Regions from separate parts of the Homo sapiens genome. Here regions 1 and 2 are each linked to region 3. A link is a contact called in ENCODE Hi-C or POLR2A ChIA-PET data. All regions are on one chromosome and are shown on one strand. Each heading gives the region's core, a stretch centred on a gene start or an enhancer-like site at or near the end of the contact. The rest is flanking DNA. Distances are from core to core; before and after follow the strand shown. Region 1 holds the start of LNCATV (lncRNA negative regulator of antiviral signaling). Region 2 holds the start of LINC03108 (long intergenic non-protein coding RNA 3108). Region 3 holds the start of RBM34 (RNA binding motif protein 34).

Region 1 (3,183 bases), core at 138-2,637, 200 kb before region 3:
CTACCTTTTTGCTCTATTTTCCTCCTGGAGGGAGAGAGGAAAAGCAGCTGCCTAAATGCTCAGTCAGCCCACAAGCTGTCATGCGTGACTATCTCCAGGGCAGACAGGAGAGCAGGAACCCCTTTCTGAAGCTGAGTTCTGATGCAGAATGTTTTCAGGGCTTAAGACAGCCCCCACACAGCTAGCCAACAGAACTTTCTGGGCTGCGGTCAGTTAGCTATGTCGCACAGGAATGGCATCTGCTTTCACTTATTTCAGAACTCAAGCATAAGTCCTGGGAGTATTTGACCAAAAGAGCCTCCCGCTTGGCGTGCGAGGGTTAGGTTTCCAGAAGATGTAGCACGTACCTGCGCTTTCAACTCCCAGAAGCCAAAGCTATGGAAAGATCTCAGCGTGTTTTTTTTTTAATTTTATTTTAAAATCATACCGTTTTAAAAGTTCTGCTTGTTATAAATCCAGCCTGAAAGCAGATGAATGAAACATAGACCCACACAAAAAAAATCTACAAGAATAGATCTTTTTTTTTTTTAACTTGGGGTTTTTGAGGAGGGATTTTAGAGGAGTGGCGGGGAAGCTACTCAGTCGAGATAAACTCCTTAAAAGCATGGGCAAAATTCCCTTTTCTGTGACCAGTTTTTTTAAAAATGACAAAGTCACACAAGAGAGGAAATGAAAAGGGAAATTTTTAGACTTCTCATCTGTGCTGAAAGCCCCGGGCTGTTTCAGAACCCGGTCAGGGTAACCGTCAGGCCTGCGGTCACCGCGCTGCAATCCCAGGAGGCCTTGCGTCAGCGGCCATTATATCAATAAGGAAGTACAATCACCAAACCACAAGCCGGCTTCTTTTCTAAGCCCACATGTTGCTTTAGAGGGTTTTCAAACAAGAGACTTTCCTGTTTTTGAAACCTGTGAATCCACAGGTCTTACAGGTTACTCAAATTATCTTATCACTTGCAGCATGAATTTCAAAACTGCTTACTCCAGCCTTCCCCTCCCCTGGAGGAACAGACGTCCATTTACAAACCAGAATCCTTATTTACAGTGTCCCGTTGCCAATTGCTGACACAGAAGGGGGAAAAAATACCAGTTATACATTAAGCTTTAAGGTTAAAGTATCTGTGCCAGACGCTGTCCAAACACCATCTATTCACTGACCTGAAGGCAGGATGACCACACCGGAGAAAATTCTACAGAAACAGTTTTGCGGTCACAGCAGTATTCCTTCACAGAGCCAGGCTATGTTTCCTGCAGATGCATACACATGCTTGCAAATGTACTGTAAGAAATCATCACAATTCACAGGAAACATATTTATCCTAAGATGTGTAGCAAATCTGTTGGAAATTTTTAAGCACAGCCAAAAGACATCCCAAACCACCTATGAGGTTGCTTCCCAGGTTGCTGGAAAAATCAACGTAGGATAGCATCGGTAGAGGACGCTACCGCGGCGCAGGTGAAAGATGTAAACAGTGCAATCTAAATCTTCAATGGGATGCAAGTCAGACTTATTTTTCTCTTGAGCAAATAAAAAGATTCAGATTAAAGAGTGCCTTATAGAACTGGTACAGAGTTCTACATAGAACTGATATAGAGTTCATCTAATAAGAGTGTCTTATAGATGAGATAAATCCATAAACAAACGTCTCTCTTTCCTGCTCAGCTCAGCAGCTTGAGAAAGATGTGCCACACCTAACAACTGCATTTGACAGCCATCTCCTGGTTTAACTTCTACCCTGGCCAGCGGCCACTTAGCGTTGCCCCAGCAATGCCTGCAGACTTCATCACGCGCTCCCTCGCTGGAAGCGTCCCTCCTAAGGCAGACCTGAAGTTCACAGAGGGCTTCTGGACAGTAGTTCACATTCTGTTTTCAATGGTGGCCTAATCAGACTGAGAATAAACAACAAGTGAACTTTATCCTGCAGCTACAACCAGTGAACTCTAAGCCCATTTCACAGAATGCACACAGCAATAATGGATCTAGCAGACACTTATCTAATCTCACACTTTCCGTCTTTTTGGGTTATAATCAACACTTAGCTCATCAACACACACACACACACACACACGCACATCTTCCAAAAAAGAACCTGCTCTCAGTTTAAGCACACTGAGATTTTATTTATCTTATTTTATTTGTCTGCATTCCAATAAACCTTCTAACATTGAAATGTTGAGACAGACACTCTAAAGTCAGGATGCTGTGATGTTTATGTTTGAGGGAGGGTTCTTTCAAAGTAGCCAAAATTGTCTCTCTTAGGAAATGTGAAGTGTGAATGAAGCCACACCAAAAAGTCTCAGAAGTAAATCTCTCAAAGATTATGACCAGCCTGTTGTGGAATAACGCAATATATCCTTAGAGGAAAATACAATAAAGTAAGAGAATTCCAGGCTTCCTACACAGGCCCAGTAGGTATTTTTTATCTTAATAACTCGTTGGTAAATGGCCTACTATGTCCATAGGAAAAGCATCCTCTTCTTCAACTGTGTTTTAAAAAGAATAACTTCTTCTTTCCTCCTTTGGAAAAGCCATTGCTCCAAAATTCACATAAAACAAATACAGACTGGTTTTCTGTTCCTTTCACTTTCTGTCCCTATCACTTTAGGCTGTGGTAACCAGGACTTCTAGGCCTAAATATGCTTGCCTGATTTTGCCTGAGTTTGCTGGAGAATTGCTCAACCACCCTCTCACTTTGGCTGTGTAGACCATAGCTCTTGCCCTCCCTCCAGGGGAGAGGCATTAACTAATGAAGAAAACAGTGACTCCCCTCTTCTGCCACCACTGACACTCCATACCCAGGCCTGTGCCACCAGGCCTGCTTCCAGGACTGTGGGCTGCCTGTTCCCTGCTATCCTGAGCCTTCCAGCTCCAGTGCCAACAAGGGCACTAGGTAATGGGTACTTCTGATGAAGGACACTGCATGAGATCTTCCCATCACTTAGAGAAGTGTTCCATTTGGGGTCATTACCAACCCTGTCTACTCAGACCAGCAAAGCATAGAGAAAAATAGGATGGATAGGCAAGTATAAGGCATCACCTTATATCTGTGTCTTAAAAAGCTCTTTATATTACAGAATTTCTTTATTTGGAACAACAAAATACTCTGAAGGGAATCTCATGAATTTTAGTTTGGAACGTTTATAGAGGTTGTCTGGAAGAATAGTTTTTGTTGATTTGGTTTTTTA
Region 2 (3,381 bases), core at 833-3,332, 180 kb before region 3:
AAACTGTACCCCTAAGTAAGGAAGCCAAATTAGAGGAACAGAGAGGGAACATGCCCCTGAGCTTTCTCATCAGTGCATTCTTCCACGCACTGCAGATAATTCAGCTACGTCACTCAATTATGATTGTCTGTGCTGTGAGTGTTTACTTAATCAATCTTCAAAGAGCTTTCCAGATGGGTGTTTTGGTGACTAAATCAAGGTCAGAGTTCCTCCTGCAATCAAGCAGAGGCAGCAGGGGGCAGGCCCAGCTGACAGTCATCTGATCTCCGCAGCTGTGCACAAACTTTGAACCAGTCCAGTGTCTCTTTCAGGCTCCCCATGAACCCCAGTCCTTAGTCCACTCCTGAATTGCAACAACACACAACACAAATGCACACAGCGATGCCTCCCTTTCTTGGATGACTCTTTTATATCATGTTCCTGCACATTCTCCCTCCAGTCCAAACATAAGCAAGTTGCACAGCGTATCCATGAATCTTTCCTTTATTACAGAATCTGCACTCCAAAAGCACTGGCTTGGTATTTCCTCTGCCCCGGTAGGGATTTTTATGGGGTTTTTATTTGGTTTCATTTTTGCCATGCTTCTGAGAATGGTTCTTTTGTTCTTCCTTCACTCACCGCTTAGATCCTCCAAGGCATTCCACTCAGAAAATCACACGGCTGCTGCCCCCACTCCAAAAAAAGGGAGCTGAGAAAAACCCCCATTTTCCTATGGATTTTCAAGCCAAAAAACAATGGGCTCTGTGGACAGATGTCACCCCTCCCCCAGGCCATGCCCCTCACTGCCAGGCAGGGGAAGCAGAGGCGAAGGAGGAGGGCCCACTGCGCCCTAGGACTTGGGAATAGCTCTCAGCACCACGGTGGTGGGCTCCATTGTATGTCTTCCAGGACAGGGGCCCCTTCTTCTGGAAAGTACCCCCTCCCTAGCACAAATCAGAGTCCAGATGTGAGCAGGCATCAGTTCAGCTCTTCCCAAGCCGCAGTGTTTGAGCCAATGATGGTCACCTGGCCCCAGTGAAGGCCGTGAAGGCCCCTCTCTGTCCCTTTCTGGCAGTGAAGTCATGAGGTACAATAAGCAAAAGCTGCCATCGTGCACATTACCTGCCATAGAGAGGAAGCTTAGCAAAGAGATTTAGATCAGTATTCAGAGGAAGTTGAGGCGTGAGAAAAGAGAGAGCACGTGGCAGTGTTGGCTCCCAGTTGCAGGTGTCCAGGGTCACACAAAGCCCCCTTTTAAAAGCCCAGGCTGGTTTGACTTGCATTTCTCTCTCTAGAAGCTCTCAAGTCCTTGTTGAATATGGCAGTGACTGGATGCTGGCCATCCTACCTGAACTAGACCAGCCGAGCCTCTGCTCTGGCCAAGCAAATGGGAGGAGATGGAGGGAGAAAAGAGGAAATGGGAGAGACTGGGCCGGAAGAAGAACCCCTGTCCAAGGTGATGGAGGGCGTCGGAACACAGAACACCTGTAGCAGTTTTGCAGAGGGCTTCCAATTCTTTATCAAGCCTGCACCCGACTCTTAGGTTATACAGTCTTAGGCACAAGCAATTATCTGAATAATTGGAGTGTTTCTTAGAAGAGGTTTTAGGTGTCAGCAGCGATGTCTGTTCAGACGGCACACTAGTGACAGATCCTTGGAAAACTCCATGCTCTAGAAGAAAAAGCCAATCCTGACTTTTCACTTCGGAATGTCTCAGCTCCCCACCTGACCCTCTCCTATCGTATCATTGGCTAAATAGACAAAGGGACCACAAGAAAACTACCTCCTCCTTCAACTGCCTCCTCCATCAGTCTAGCGCCTGCCTAGGTGGAGCCCCTGAGAACTATGCTGCTCCCCCAAATGCAACTCCCACAAAGGAGGGAGCTCTTGAGGCAGGCACAGATCCAGGATTTGCCTCGGCTCTCTATGTCACTAGCCTCTCTCAGCTGAAACCACAGGAAGGCCTCAGGTCAGAAGGCTTACCCAATGTGAAGCAAGGTCATAGGGTCCAGCTGAGCCCCCTCACTCATCCAAAGGGGTCAAGGGAGGGCCAGCGGCTACAAGGGGTCAGAGCCTCAGGTTTGACTCCAAGTTCAAAGAATCTAGCTAAAGCCACACTGTGCCCCCTGGCACCACCCTCAGAAACAGATCCAATCCTGAGTCAGAGAGGAAGCAGACACTCACTGAATCACGCATCCACTTCCTCCTACCCACAGCCGCTCAGCCAAGACCAGCAGCCGCTTCCAAGGGACAAATTAGTGACTGACACTCGGAAAAGTTGATGCTGTAAAGGAGAGCAAGCAGGGCGCCACGCACGCGGTGTGAACCACCAGGACCGAGTTTACTGTGGCTCCCCACCCCCTGCATTTTTCAGAGTAAAACTGCACATTTTGTAACAGCCCCTATCCTGTCCTGCACTGACCTTGGCTGTGTTATTTTTCACTTCCCTGTTCAGAACACAGCCACACTTTCCAAATGCCATGAATCATCACCACCGAGCAACGGCCATTTAGCAAGGCAGGAAACCACTGCGCACCAGGCCTGGAAGGAGTAGCTCCCTGCAGTGGGCCTCTCCCACCCTGGCTGTTCGTCGTGGCAAGAGTCCACCACGGAGGCTGGCAGGGCAGAGTTGCCACCCCATGTTCTCAGTTTCTCCACCATCGTCCCTGGGGGCTTCCAGTTCCCCCTTGCACTAGGTCACAGGCAGCGTTAGCCATCTTCTGACTTTCCCGAAGCCTCTCTTGGTTGCATTGGCTGAAATGAAGCTGTCACCTTCCAATCTCGGAAGGGAGAGAAATTCTTGGTGACATTGGCTGAAGTGAAGCTGTCATCTTCCTATCCCAGAAAGGAAAGAAATGGGGAGACCCATTCGAGACCAAGGGAGGCCAGGCGCCATGGCTCACGCCTGTAATCCCAGCACTTACGGAGGCCGAGGCAGGCAGATCGCTTGAGTCCAGGAGTTCGAGACCAGCCTGGGCAACATGGTGAAACCCCGTCTCTACTAAAAATACAAAAATTACCCAGGCTTGGTGGTACATGCCTTTAGTCCCATTTACTTGTGGGGCCGAAGCAAGAAGATCCCTTGAGCCAGGGAGGTCAGGTAGATTAGATCAGGTGGATCTTGCACAGACATCAACAAGACATGGGACGTGCATTCTGCCTGCAAGTGGCCTTGCAGTTATAGGCAAATGTCATCCTGTCATCCTTTATGACCAGAGCCATGCAGGCTTCTAGATGCCATTCAACCAGTTCCTGAAAGTAGTCACCGGTGAGTCCATAAATCAATCAATCAACAAAATATTATTACCCTCAAATGGTTATCAAACTGTTCTGTGCTAGGCACCTGGCACCATGGCTCTCTGAATAACATATGTCTGCCTTCATGCCAGCCTTAGTTCCTCA
Region 3 (3,142 bases), core at 87-2,586:
CTGAAATATTTATAGATGAAACATAAATTTTCATTTTGCTTCCAAATAATGAGGTGGTAGCTGGGCGAGGTGGCTCACACCTGTAATCTCAACACTTTCGGAGGCCGAGGTGGGCAGATCGCTTGAGGTCAGGAGTTCCAGACCTGCCTGGCCAACATGGTGAAACCCTGTCTCCACTAAAAATACAAAAATTAGCTGGGCATGGTGACGCAGGCCTGTAGTCCCACCTACTCAGGGCCGAGGCAGGAGAATCGCTTGAACCTGGGAAGCGGAGGTTGCAGTGAGCTGAGATCACTGCACTCTACTGCAGCCTGGGCGTGGCATCAAGACTCCATCTCAAAACAAACAAAAACAAATAATGAGGGGGTATATGAGTGGGGTAAAAATACAAAAAGGTTAGCCAAATATTAGTAATTGCTGATGCTGAGTACACGGGGTTTCTTAGCCTTTTCAACTTTTCTATATGTACTGGATTTTCCATAATAAAAGTTTTGAAAGAAAGTAGAAATATGAAATAAAACTGACGAATATTCCAAGTATAGGAATGTTAATTTACCATCTAATTTCTTTAACATCAAATAAGAGAATTTTACCAACCTGTCTGCCAACTTTTTTTCTGCGTTAGTGTGTTTCTTCTTCGCTTTCACTTTTTTGGCAGGTTCTTGCGAAAGTGGTCTTTCAATCTGGGATGTACTTTCTTCCTCCTCATTCCGTTTCGTTTTTTTGATGGTTTGCTTTTTAAAAGTTTGAAGTTATATTTGAGACCCCATACTTCTAGAATTCTGACCCTAAGCCATAATTCAGTCTTTCTAAATGAGAATCTCTTCTCTCTCACTGGTATGTAAGAGTCATGAAAGGTTACTTAAAATGAATCCTGTCTGCCCCCTTTAGAAATCACGCTTCACGCGGTAGGTAAGAAGATTGCTTTGTATGTAAGTGGTTCTAACGAGCTATTCGGGAAGAAAGCCCAGTGACTTACTTTAGGCACAGGCACGTACACGGGTTGAATCTGGGGCTCCAGAGAACTGAAGAGGGACGCCAGCCGACCGGTGCCACCTCTGGAATGGTGTTCGCCGCGAAATAAGCTACTGGCGACCTGTCCAAGCCTGTAGTCTTCCGGCGGACTCCCGCGAACGCCGTCGTCAGGATTCTCTCTAGAAATGGACGACAGAAACTCAGCCACGCCACGCACCACCGCTTCGCCAGCACGAGGGAACGTACAACATCCCTCCCCAGGTACTCGTGCCGCGCGCCACTCACCCCTCCTGGACACTTCTCTTTCTCTTCCGTTTGCTCATCCCTTCCAAGGCCATTCTTACTCCAAAGACTCCCAGACTGCAGCTGCGCGCCAGCTCGCACTTCCGGGTTCCGGGCACTTCCGCTCTCTGGCCACGCCCCCTCCCCTCCGGCAGTCGGCCGCCGGGCGGCGGCGAAGGGAGGCGCTGGGTGAGGGAGCAGGTTTGTCGCCGTCGGTTGGTGGTCCTCGCCGTTTCAGAAAAGCCTCATTTTGGGAGTGAAGGACGTCTTCTGGGAGTGGTTGAAGCCTGCAGTGTGAAGAATCAGCCAGGCTAGGAGCGGGGTGTCCACCCAAGCCGAGAGAGAAACACGTAGAATACTGACTTGTTGAAAAGGAGGGAGGGAGGTTTGGCAAGAAATGCGGTTAGGGGTGAACGCAGTGGGGTGTTTACAATTTGCTAATCGCTGTGAAGAGTACAAAGGAATTCTTTGTACTCTTCTTGCAACTTGTCTGAAACATGACATTATTCCAAAATAAAAACCACAACTCTAACGAGTCACGTCAACATACAATTCGAAAGATTGTAATGCGGACCTGCTATTCTACCTGGAAAAGTAGATACTTGGCATTCAAAACGCTTCAAGGTGTTCTCAGCCCGTCTTCCCAGACTCATCTCCCTCCAGCCCCTGACATTCTAGCCTGCTTTCTCCACTGCCTCTACAGTTGTTATTCCTGTCCCCTCTGTTGTAATTGCCCTCCTCTTTCCCCTTCTGCAAAATAATGTCCATCCTTCAAGGCCTACCTCAGATACTGTCTAACTTAGTATTTCTTTGCAGCCAGGTGCGGTGGCTCGCCTGTAATCCTAACACATTTGGAGGCCGAAGTGGGAGGATTGCGTGAGGACTAGGAGTTTGAACCAGCCTGGTCGATCTAGCGAGACTTATTCTCTACAGAAAAGAAATTAGACGGGCACCTTCGCGCTCGGCGCCTGTAGTCCCAGCACTTTGAGAGGCTCGGGCAAGAGGATCCCTTGAGCCCTGGAAGGTCGAGGCTGCAGTAAGCTGTGATCGCATCACTACACTCCAGCCTAAGCGGCAGACCCTGGCTCAAAAAAAAAAAAAAAAAAATTCTTTGCTATTTACAATAGGGATATTTTCCCAAGCCCCCATGGTACTTACTATAATCATTTTTGGTCTGCTTTAGTGTTAGTTACAGTCTCTTTAGATGTAAAGGCAAGACAGTAAGGATTATGTTTTATTCATCATGTATGCTGTGTCTCTATTAGCTGTACATAGTGAATATTTGTTAAATTGACTCTCAGGGTAATAAAAGATTACTAGTTAAATCATCCAATAGTTTGAGTGGCAAAATAGGATTTGACTTTGTTCTTATTTTCTTTCAGACAAGGTGTTGCTCTGTCACCCAGACTGGAGTGTAGTGGTGAGATCACGGCGCACTGCAGCCTTGACTTCCTGGGCTCAAGCCATCCTCCCACCACGGAGTAGCTGGAACTGCAAGCAGCAGCACCATGCCCAGCTAATTTTTTTTTTTTTTTTGGAGACAGAGTCTCGCTCTGTCGCCCAGGCTGGACTGCAGTGGCGCGATCTCAGCTCACTGCAACCTCCGCCTCCCGGGTTCAAGTGAGTCTCCTGCCTCAGCCTCCCAAGTAGCTGGGATTACAGGTGCATGCCACCATGCCCAGCTAATTTTTGTATTTTTTTAGTAGAGACCGGGTTTCACCATGTTAGCCAGGCTGGTCTCGAACCCCTGACCTTGTGATCCGCCCACCTCAGCCTCCCAAAGTGCTGGGAGTACAGGTGTGAGCCACCGCGCCTGGCCTTTTTTTTTTTTTTTTTTTTTAAATAGAGATTGGGGTTTCACTGTGTTTCCCAGGCCGGTCTTGAA

The links. Hi-C counts contacts between places; a loop is a spot of excess contacts on that map. ChIA-PET counts read pairs that join two places held with the same protein, here RNA polymerase II (POLR2A). Pooled maps may share reads with other maps.
Region 1: a map of PC-9 shows a loop between it and region 3 (6-fold over the local background). The contact joins the promoter of LNCATV here to the promoter of RBM34 in region 3. A Hi-C loop is called at or near these places in 1 of 168 maps with a recorded cell type or tissue (PC-9) and 6 of 50 pooled maps. POLR2A ChIA-PET finds 5 or more read pairs at or near these places in 4 of 52 experiments (GM12878, HCT116, OCI-LY7 and 1 more).
Region 2: a pooled map shows a loop between it and region 3 (3-fold over the local background). The contact joins the promoter of LINC03108 here to the promoter of RBM34 in region 3. A Hi-C loop is called at or near these places in 3 of 50 pooled maps. POLR2A ChIA-PET finds 5 or more read pairs at or near these places in 5 of 52 experiments (GM12878, OCI-LY7, PC-9 and 2 more).

The regions. Positions count from the first base shown.
Region 1 is chr1:234,962,612-234,965,794 of GRCh38, forward strand. It overlaps LNCATV (lncRNA negative regulator of antiviral signaling), which reads right to left and starts at 1,388. Exons shown (of 4, transcript NR_125945.1): 1 at 1,156-1,388. RefSeq lists enhancers at 154-1,353, 667-966, 987-1,036.
Region 2 is chr1:234,978,694-234,982,074 of GRCh38, forward strand. LINC03108 (long intergenic non-protein coding RNA 3108) reads right to left here and starts at 2,083. Exons shown (of 2, transcript NR_186308.1): 1 at 1,963-2,083; 2 at 1-1,650. RefSeq lists an enhancer at 842-1,345.
Region 3 is chr1:235,159,914-235,163,055 of GRCh38, forward strand. RBM34 (RNA binding motif protein 34) reads right to left here and starts at 1,337. Exons shown (of 11, transcript NM_015014.4): 1 at 1,261-1,337; 2 at 980-1,154; 3 at 598-734. The coding sequence starts at 1,313. RefSeq lists enhancers at 1-304, 591-1,790, 1,492-1,671.